2 separate regions of the Homo sapiens genome follow, and region 1 is linked to region 2. Evidence: chromatin loops called from intact Hi-C (ENCODE). Cell type or tissue: Caco-2. All regions are shown on one strand. Links, peaks and the distances in the headings refer to the core of each region. The heading gives the core; the rest is flanking DNA.

Region 1 (5,385 bases), core at 79-5,078, 610 kb after region 2:
GGGATGGGAAATAAATGAAAGCCATTACCTTTGCTCCCCAGCACCTCTAAATGTAATGCCCATGCATTACATTACTTTGTCTAGCAATAGTTTACCTGAAGTAAGGAATTAATATCATTACCCTTTTAGAATTTTGCTATATTGAATAGTATAAAATGATTCCAGATTCCAAGAAAAGGGTAAGGCATGAGTTAATTTAGGTTGTATTGACACCACTATCAACCATTAACTGGAGGGCGTTTACCTTTCTCAACTGGATAGAGTAGCCCAGTATAAAGCCAGTGTAGCTGGTCTTACACTATTGAAAAATTGTTCACCCCACCTACTAAGCTGTTGAATGTGCAGTGAAGTTCAATAAGCAAGCTCCAGACACTATTTAAAATGAAAGTGGCCAGTTTTGAGTAAGACAATGAAAAAGTTAGGTGGAATTTTTCCAACGAAGGGTAAAATATCAAAATTAATTTTGGGGGAAAATTAAGATTCTCCTCACAGTCTCAAAGCTTTCTTCTCTAATCACACTTCAGACACTATCAGTGAACAGAGAATCTTTGTATTATTTCCAAGTTTCTCCCATTGTCAGTCACTGTGACAAAGTGCTGGCCAGTCTGACATAATGATGAATCACTCCAGACATTGAGTTTTCACATAGCTGTCGAGGGTTCTCGGTAGACTTTGTTGTCTGAAAATGCTACGGACCAATACTAGGTGCTCTGCTCATGAACAAAGCCAGGATTTGGCAAAATTAAACATATGTATTTTAGAAAAAAAAAGAGAGGTGTAATAAACATTTACTATTTCTGTTCCTACCATGTCTTCATGCTGCAATTGATTTAAATGCCTATTAAACAAATCCTCACTTCCCAAACCTCATCTCTATATTCTGCTGGAATGAGTTAGATTTCAGAGTACATTGAGAAGTTGAAATATCAAACAAACATTTTTATTTATTGTTTTCAGCTACAAAATAGCATGTGGGCTCTCCTTACCCTTTATCCTGGAAATTTTAACATACCACATAATTCTTTGCTAATAATATTTTTAACTGATTAGAACTTACAAATCGAATGCTGAATGATGGATTGATGCATAGCTCAATGTAAATGTACTTGTAATGTCTACCTTAGTTTCCTGTTAGAAAGCTTGTCAATACACCAGTGCCTCAAATCCATTTTCTCAGTAAAAATGTTGCAGTTTTCTGATTATTATTCACAAAGGCAGCTTCCTGAGTTATTTCTTCTCCTGCACAATATTCATGATAGCAATTTGATACCTTAGCAGTTTCAAGGTTATCAAGTGATGGAAAATCCTACTGCTTACTTCAAGGTGTAACATATACAACTGTGCTGTCATCCATTATAGCATTATAGCAGTATAATAGTTTTTCGTAATGCCTTTCATGAACTGCTGATTTAGAAGTGTAAGCCTAACTTCTGAAGGCACTTATCAGTCTCAGGCTAGGGGAGTATTGCTTCACTGGAAAACATCAGCAGGGACCCTTTGTGCTACTGGAAAAGAAAAAAAAGGAACTAACTTTCATTTCTCTCCTAGATAGTGTTAGAGCCTTGTCCTGTGAAGTCATTAAAGTGCATCTGCAAAAAGAAAGAAACAAACAAAAGCCATGGTTTAGCCTTTGAAGGGCTAGTGCTAATCAGCAATGAATCTTAGAAGGAACCATTTGATTTTGCAGATTGTGGAGGTTAAGTTAGAAAAAAGACATTACTGAGAGAAATGATGGAGGAGATTTTGCTAAAGTAACAACACAAAAAAGTCAAGCAAATTCATAATGATGCTGGGAGGTAAAACCCATCATTACTGAAAGCACCCTTTGCACATATTGTTCTATCCACGCATTGAATTTTGGTTTAGGGGTCTCTGGTTGAGCAGAGGGTTGCTTGAGTGAGTTTAGAAGGTGGCATCTGTTTAAGTAACAGATGTCTGTGTCACCAAGGTGCTGTGTTCTCACTTTTTATATAGGGGAAATTGCTGCTGAAAGAGTTTTATTGTTTTTATGCAAATGAAAATATCATATTCTTCTCCTTAAAGGGTTTCTCTTCCTGATGTGGATCCACAACAATCACAAAGGACCCCAGCCTCTTGGACTTTTTAAAAATATATTTTGGAATCTGATAAAGTTTCTTATGCACTGCCAACTATGCATGAAATGAGATCTGGAATTGTAGACATACTTGCTCTTTTTTAACAAGGCCCCACTGGGTTGAAGCAAATTGAGCAGGGTAAGAGTCAATGCTGACCCTTCTGTGGCACCAAGAAACTGGATCTGTAGAGGCATTCACACCCCTTGAGCTAGCTCTAAGCATGGAGGGGAAGGCTTGCCTTAGGGCATAATTTTGACTTCGTTCATTTGGTTCTTGGCTTCTAGAAATTTCTGATTCCTTTTATTTTCCAGAAGAGATGAGGGAGAGTGGAGTCATCCAAAAACACCCTTCAAGTAGACACATATAATTAACTATGACAAATATTCTGGGTGATAAGATGAGAAGGAAGCAGGAAGAGCTGTATTTCTGCTCTGTAACAAAGTATGATGATTATCTTGAAGAAAAATACTTGTGCAATTATTTGAGTTTCAGGCTGAACTACTCATTTCTTTTATGGAATGTCAGTTTTATCTGAAAGTACAAAAGAGAGACAAACTATAGGAATTCAGAGTTAAGCATTTAGGATTTGCCATGAAAATGAACAACATGAGTCTTTCATTTCTAGGAAAATGACTGATGGTGTTTATTGCCAGCAGTAAAATCCAAACTTTCAAGGGAAAATTTGAATTTTGGAAAACTTGTTTCCATCACCATGAGCTTACTAGCTTCATAATATTTAGAGTGTCCTCTAATGAAATTGGTGGTTTTGATAATAAATTTGATTTTTTTGATACTGTAAAATGAAATGTGTCAGTATTCAAAAAACCTGCATAATTCAGTGAACCAATATTTTCCAAGACACCATGATGTTGCAGAATCATGCTTAGTTAAAAGATACATTCAAAGTACAAAATGGGCTAATGGATTGTAATATAACAGAGTAAGAAAAGCTTATTGATATGGTTTCAGATTCCACCCACAACTAACTTTTAAGGCACTACTACTTGTTGAGTTTTGGTGTACTATCAAAAAAGAATATCTACATTCATCTGAAAAGTCTATTAAAGTTCTTCTTACTTTTCCATCTACATATTGTTCTGAGGCCACATTTCCTTCACATATTTTTGTAAAACAACATACAGCAGATTGAGCCCAGAAGCAGATATAGAAATCTACGTATCTTTTTTTCTGTTCTTTTTTTTTTTTTGAGATGAAGTCTTGCTCTGTCACCCAAGCTGGAGTGCAGTGGCATGCAATCTTGACTCACTGCAACCTCCGCCTCCCAGGTTCCAGTGATTCTCCTGCCTCAGCCTCCCAAGTAGCTGGGACTATAGGCACGCGCCACCACACCAGGCTAATTTTTGTATTTTTAGTAGAGATGGGGTTTCACTATGTTGGCAAGGATGGTCTTGAACTCCTGACCTCGTGATCTGCCTGCCTAGGCCTCCCAAAGTGCTGGGATTACAGGCGTGAGCCACCACACCCGGCCATCTACCTATCTTTTTTGAAGCCAAACAAAAGCAGGATTCAGGCTCACAGAGGTTCTCAGAGACTAATTATTGAATTGGTTCACTTATTAAAATAAACCTAGAAGACCTTTGTCAATATTCTTTTCTTGTGGACACTGTAGAAATTAAAGTGGTTTCAGGAGCTCATGAGTAGTCTCATATTTTTCAAGAAGAAAACTAGATTCTATACCCAGGGAAGCCACGTAGTTGTGGTAAACCCAAGATTCCTAGGCATGAGTAGCCCAGTGCCAGTGAGGTCAAGTGAACATTAAGCCTTACCTAGCTCATTAAGCCCCAGCTGCACACTTCAGGACCTCAGCATATTCTCTTCAGGGTCTTGCACTCCCTCCATGCCACCAGTGTTTCTGAAATTTTTGAAATGTTTTTCATTTGTGTTTGTAGGTCAGTTAAGTCTGCTAGGAGTCTCTGTCCTGCTGCATGTAGCTCAAGGCACAGCTATATTGTCAATGCTTTCCCTCTGACTAACTAAAAACCAGATTTTTCTTTTTTAAAAATTTTGGAATCTGATGGGCTTCATGTCATTGCCTTCAAGTGGCATCATCACCGTTGCTTGAAGAATGCTGAGAGGATGTTCTTTTACTAGGAGATGGCAGTGTAGTGAGCATCGCAATAAGGATTATGAGCTATGAAATAGGAAAAGACCAGCTGCCTGTTCAAGACCTTGAGGAAAAAGGAGATGGGTGAAGGTAGCTTCAAAGTAAAACTAGGCACTGGTGGAGGCTGTGTGTAGGATCTAGCTTGGCACTTAGTGACTGGGGGAGGATGTTAGTGGGGAAGTGATGAGGTGAGGAGCTGAACTTCCACAGAGGATATGGCTAAGCTAGAAATCTGGCTTGTGAAAATGTTCTGGTAACATAAAATTTTTCAAGGAAAAATGGGTTCACATGACTTCAAGATGTCCCTAAAGTATCTACAAAGCTGGTTAAAGAGGCCACAGCCCAAGGGTCTGATGATTCCCCCTTATCAAGGTTTACCTGACAGAAGTCCCATTCCCTCCAACCTTGCCATTGATCAAGAGATAATAAAACAATGACTGTTTAATGAGTGCCTCCTCCTGGAAAAGAGAGTTGTCTTGAATGAGTGGGAAATTTGAGAGGCAGGTTTGAAATAGGCAAGAATTTCAGAACTCCTAACAGCTGAAAATAGTTGCCAACCCCACTTACCCTGAGTCATATGCCTGATCTGGAGATTGAACCACTTTCTTCTATTTATCCTATTCTCAATTATCTTTATTTCAAAAATCACATTTGAAGGAAAGAATCTTCTGAAAATCAGAAATCTTAGAAAACATCTCTCAACACTTGTAAGCTGCTAGCGCTTTTTGTCCCCCAGTGTCTGGATGGGTTTTGGGGTAATAAGCTTATTTTAGTAGTTCAATAAATACAATATCTTCTATGAAAATAAGTATGATTCAGAGAGTTTTTTTATCATAATTCAACATTATTTTAAATGATCAATGCTAAAATTTCTTTGCATTAGTGTAGACAAATATAATTTGATTAGACCTAGCCTTCAGAGATCAGTTTTCAGACACTGTGATCAAACTTTTGTGATGTTCTTTGAGTTAGAGGAGGTAGAATACACCATAAAGCATATCTAAAAAATATGTATGAGTCAGCATTATGGATATAATGGATATCAAGGCAGGTTTGCAGGCTTTGTCTAAAAATGGTGAAGCTCAATTGTTATCTTTGTAGTGCCTAGCAGTTTATTATTTGTGGGCAAAGTATTTGTAGATGTCATTAGAATGGCTATTATTA
Region 2 (5,385 bases), core at 133-5,132:
AGCCAAAATCTCTTGAGCAAAGATCACACCTTGGCAATCCATCGGCACATGCTATCAGCACCACCTTCTAAACGTTATCTAGAATATAACCACTGAACACCTCTTCCACCTACTAGCCTGGACTGGGCCTTCTTCGTTGTTCAACTGGAATCATTGCAGGAATTCCTTAACTATTGGAAGATCTCTCCTCCCACTGTCCCCTACAGTCTGCACTCAACACTGCAGTCTTAGGGATCTTCAAGCCAGTTAGATGGTGCCTCTCTTCTGCCCAGGACAGCTTCCTGTTGCTCTGGTCAGTTAGAGAAGATCCTGGCCTGGACGCTTGCCCATGCTTACTGGGTGAGTCTTCACGCTGCCCTGCCCAGGCTCCGCTCCAACCACACATACTTCCTTGATTTTCCTTCCCCCAAGCCCAGCTTTCTTCTGCTGTAGGGCATTTGCATTTGCTGTTTTCTAGGCATGGAATTCTCTTTTTCCAAAATGTGTTCAAAGCTTATTTTCTCACTTTCTGCAAGTGTGTGTTTAAATATGACCTTCTCACGGATTCCTTTCTTGACCACCTTAAATAAAAAGCAGTTCTCAGTTAGTTTCTATCCTCTTGCTCACTTTGCTCTTTACCATCAGTAGCATTCTTTAATATGTATTTGTTTATTGTTGTTCTGTCTACTTCTACTAGTGAATTTCATGAGAGAGACACTAACAGATGAGACTGACTTTCTGAGAGAAATTAATTTACCTACTTATAGCATAAGTGGAGCAGCTAGCATTCAACTCCCAGTCTGACTGTCTGTAGCCTGTGCTCTTTCTACTGAATCAAGCAACTGACTTTGAAGCAAAAATAGCCATGCTCCCGCCATTGCTATTGTAGGTCTGCAAATTCAATAAAGACAGAATACTCAAAGCACACTACACTTTCATATCTACCTGCTGCATCTAAATCCTGCAAACTTACAGGCATTATCCCACTTGCTAACAAGGTTACTCAGCCTGGGGAAGTTTAAAGCTTTATCAGTTTTAGGTTTGCCGAGAGAGAAGAAAGGTAAGAAAGCGAGGCTGAGCCTAGCAAGGGCGATTCTTTAACTCCCATAGTTTGTGTCTCTTCTGTAGCTATTAAACATAGTCTTTTTCTAAATTAGTTTTTTTCCCTACATACATCATATCTCTTCCATTGTGACTTAAAAAATAAAATAAAATGATCCTCCTGCCTACAGTTTTACCACACAGCCCTACCTCCAAATTCCTCCAGTACATCCTCCATATTGTTGTCAGGAGGGTCTTTATAAAACATGAATCTTATTATTTTGCTCCATTAAAAAAAAACAAACTTCTATAATATAAAATCATGATTTCATGACCTAGCATATAGACTCTTTCCAATTGAATTCCTGTGTTCCTCTCAGTCTTCTGGCTGGCTCAGCTTTCCCCACCTCTGGCAATTTTTTTTTTTTTCAGACGGAGTCTTGCTCTATCTCCAGCTTGGAGTGCAGTGGTGCAATCTCGGCTCACTGCAACCTCCACTTCCCGGGTTCAAGCGATTCTCCTGCCTCAGCTTCCTAAGTAGCTAGGATTACAGGTGCAGACCACCACGTCTGGCTAATTTTTGCATTTTTAGTAGAGATGGGGGTTTCACCATTTTGGTCAGGATGGTCTCGAACTCCTGACCTTGTGATCCACCCACCTCGGCCTCCCAAAGTGCTGGGATTACAGGCCTGAGCCACCACACTCAGCCCCTCTGGCAACTTTTAATTTCACAATACAAAAGTATTTAATAATGCCCTGCATGCGTCCTTCAGTTTCACATTTACACACTTTCTTCTACTGCAGGCACTCTTAAATACTACCTTCTCTGCCCTATTTCCATCTGTTTTGCATTTTGGATTATCATTAATATCTAGCATCTCTTGAGAGACTCCAATGTGTCAGGCTTTGTCCAAGGGGCTTTGTATCTGGTTTAATGTTCACAACAGCTCTACTCAGAAGCATTTATCTATGTTTTACAGATAAAGGAACTGAAGCTCAGAGACCCCAAGATCCTATAACTAGAAAATGGGAGAACAGGGATCTGAACCGTATTTTCTTGCCACAGCGCCAGTGCGTGTGGAGCCAGCCCCCTGTGCTGCCGTGGCTCCTCTGCACCCAGGATTACAGTTCCTTCAAAGAGCTGCACACTCCTCACTGTCAGAGCCTTTTCTCTCTCTTTGTAGCTGCAGTGCCTCAGTGACCTGGTCATCCATTTTGCAGTGACATAAATAGATTTAATTTATGACTGTCAATTACGTCTTCACACCAACAGTCCTGGGGCAGTCAGCCCTCACTCTTGACTACGTGGCCTTGCCTCTCACCACCCCTTCAGAGCAGCCGAAGAAATGCCTGCTCTTCACCGAAGTTTGTTTGTTCAGTTTATAATGACCCTGGTCAGTGAACACTGCTGTCTGTAAATACTCATGTTTCGTCATGGCCTGTGAGAAAGTTTACAAGCATACTTGTTTTCTGTTACTGAGGATTGTATGTAAGAAGACAAGACTCTCCCAGTCATTGCTTTTGTTCTTCATACCATCAGTACGAGACCTACTTTGCATTGTCCTTCCAGTGGTGGCGATTGACCTCTGCTGATCTAACCATATAGCCTCTGTTTTTTTTTCAAGTTTTTTTTTTTTTAACCTTAAAACTGCATGTTTCATCTAATCCCAGAACATTTCAATAGATTTGTTTTTTATACTGGATTGAATGATTTGAAAGTTCATATGGAAAAATAAATGCAAGAATTCCCAAGAATGTATGAGGGAAAAAGAATAATGAGGTGGTACATGTAGTACCATATATTGAAATTTGCTTTAAAGTTAATGTAATAATTTTTTTATAAAAAGCTATTTGCACAAGAAAAAGTAAATAGAGCAGTGGGATAGAATCAAACCAAGAAACGTATATAAGTACATGTGGGATGTTACAATATGAAAATGAGAGTGTTTCCATTCCATGGGAAATAGTTTAATAAATAATACTGGCATTATTTGGCTATGAAAAAATAAAGACTAATTTTAATAATATATTTAAACATTCAAAGTTTTGTGGTTTTTGAGGGGATGAGGTCTTGCCATGTTACCCAGTCTCCAGACTAGTCTCGAACTCCTGGGCTCAAGCGATCTTCCCACCTCAGCCTCCCAAAGTTCTGGGATTACAGGCATGAGCCATAGCTCCCTGCCCATTTAAAGTTTTAAATGAAGAAAGTAACACTATACATTCATATACTTGCTTTTCTTACTTTTTAAGAAAATTACCTTTGTAATTAAAAAGTATGAAAGTTATTTAAAAGTAATATTTACATATTATGTATTATATTTACTTATTACAAACAGTAAAACAATTCAGAAGCTTGAAAAGTAAATTCCGAAAGACTCCTTTCTTCGCCTGTACCCTCAACCTGTAGCTTCTCCTTTCGGATATTTTTAAGTGCATTTACTTATATACATGCACACAGACATATAAAGAATTTTCTTACCTTTATAGGGATGATACTCTATTTTGCAAATTCTTTTTTTTACCTTAAGTATATATAATTGTGGATAATCTTCCACAAAAATATATATAGACATATCTCATTCTTTCCAAAGACCACTCAGTATTCCATTATATAGCTCTACTTTGAGTTATTTAAGTAATCTTTTATTAATAAAGGAGCTTGTTAATCAAAAATGAAAAGCTGTCTTTCTTACTGTATCTCTAATTCTCTCCCCAGGAATAAACATAAACAAGTGTTTTTGTGTTGTAATTTTTCTAGGGTTATCATTACAATTTACATTACATTTTCCTCTTCCTCCCCCACCCCCCAACTTTAGCAAGTAGCTATTGACTTCCAGATTTAGAAATTCTACACTCTAGTGAGACTGTGTCTCCCGTCTCCTGTACTTCCCTTTATCTGCTGTTCTGGGGCTATGATTATGTATTCCATGTGTAGTCTATAGGTTAATTCAAAGCTTTTGAACCAACTTTAAAAAGGCATTAATGGGATTATGCTTTTATAAATATTTACTACAGAACCAAGTTATGCTATTGGATTTATAGAGAATTAAATATATCATTAAGACACTTACCTTTAGCCACTCATAGGATAATGCCCCAGGCATCAAGGTCCAGTGGCTTCTCTTTTCATTTCCTTTTAGTTTTCTCCCTTTTCAAGTCATATTCAGCTGCTACCTTTCTGACTCATAATATATTTCTTTCTCAGTTGTTCTGCTGGACAGCCTTTTTGAGTAATGTTTTTGGAGAGCTTGTGAGGGCAACAAGCTTTCTGAAACTTGTATGATTGAAAATATTACATAAAAATTGTAGTTTCAACATGGAATTCTAAATTCATAGTCATTATCCCAGAGAGGGTTTTGTTTGTTTGTTTGTTTGTTTGACAATCTTTGCTTCTTTGAGTTTTAGTGTCCACTGTTGCTGAAGGGAAATCTGTTGTTAATTCTCCTTCCTTTATAAGTGGCCCCATTTTTTTCTCTCTCTTAGAAATTTTTTAAATTGTCTTTTCACTAATTTCAACAGTATGTAAAATTTAAGTATGTGTCTTTTCCCCATCAAACTCACTTAGCCTTGGTGAGGACTTCAATATGAGTGATCTAATTTTTCTTAAACCTAGGATATTTTCATTTCATTATTTATTATTATTATTCTCTCCTCCATCCTCTTTCCTATCTGTTCTCATCTCTTAGAACTTTTTTTAGTCAGCTACTTAACTTCCTGAACCCATTTTTTATGGTTTTACTTTCTCTTTTATTTCTTATGGCATTTTTGGTTTTGGTTGTTGGAAATTTCTTTGCTTGAGCTTCTAGATCAATAACTTGATTTTCAACTCTATTATAATGTTTGAGAGGTCTAATGACTTTGATTTCAGCAATCTTATTTTAATTTCCAAAAATTTCTTTCTTGACTTGTTTTGCAGTACAATTGCCTTCCTAATCTTTCTAAGGATAATATTTAGAATTTTTAGAGTTGTTTTTGATCCATTTGATTCCTCACATTTCTATTGATAACATTTAGAATTTTTAGGGTGATTTGGGATCCATTTGATTCCTCAAATTTCTTTTGATCTTTTGTTCATATTTCTGAAGCATACAGGTTGCTGCTCTGGTCTGGATGTTTCTGTCTCCCCAAAATTCATACATTGAAATTCTAACTCCCAAGGTGATGGCATTAAGAGGAAGAGGCTTTGGGAGTTGATTAGATCCATCACAAAAGGGTTTAGTGACCTTTTTCCAAGAGAGGTGCTTTTCCCTTTCCACCATGTGAGGATAGAGCAAGAAGGCACCATTTGTGAACCAGAAAACAGGCACTTACTAGATACCAAATCGGCTGGCACTTTGATCATGGATTTTCCAGCTTCCAGAACTG

What was found. A loop is a pair of places that touch in the nucleus more often than their neighbours do. Peaks named below come from ENCODE experiments on the same cell type or tissue, not always from the same donor. Only the 100,000 strongest peaks of a DNase experiment are listed, where the experiment ranks them.
Region 1: a loop joins it to region 2, with 2.1 times the contacts of the local background. A loop is called at or near these places in 1 of 110 quality-filtered maps.

Annotation. Positions count from the first base shown.
Region 1 is chr2:138,102,719-138,108,103 of GRCh38, reverse strand. LINC01832 (long intergenic non-protein coding RNA 1832) reads right to left here. Exons shown (of 3, transcript NR_135526.1): 2 at 3,884-3,969; 3 at 2,199-2,627. Among named protein-coding and RNA genes, the nearest start is that of LINC01832, 3.5 kb to the right of the region's middle. In Caco-2, for the core only: no CTCF peak of the experiment used is centred there; no DNase peak of the experiment used is centred there.
Region 2 is chr2:138,717,404-138,722,788 of GRCh38, reverse strand. The region is part of intron 1 of NXPH2 (neurexophilin 2); the gene reads left to right. Among named protein-coding and RNA genes, the nearest start is that of NXPH2, 60 kb to the left of the region's middle. In Caco-2, for the core only: no CTCF peak of the experiment used is centred there; a DNase peak (open chromatin) is centred at 2,348.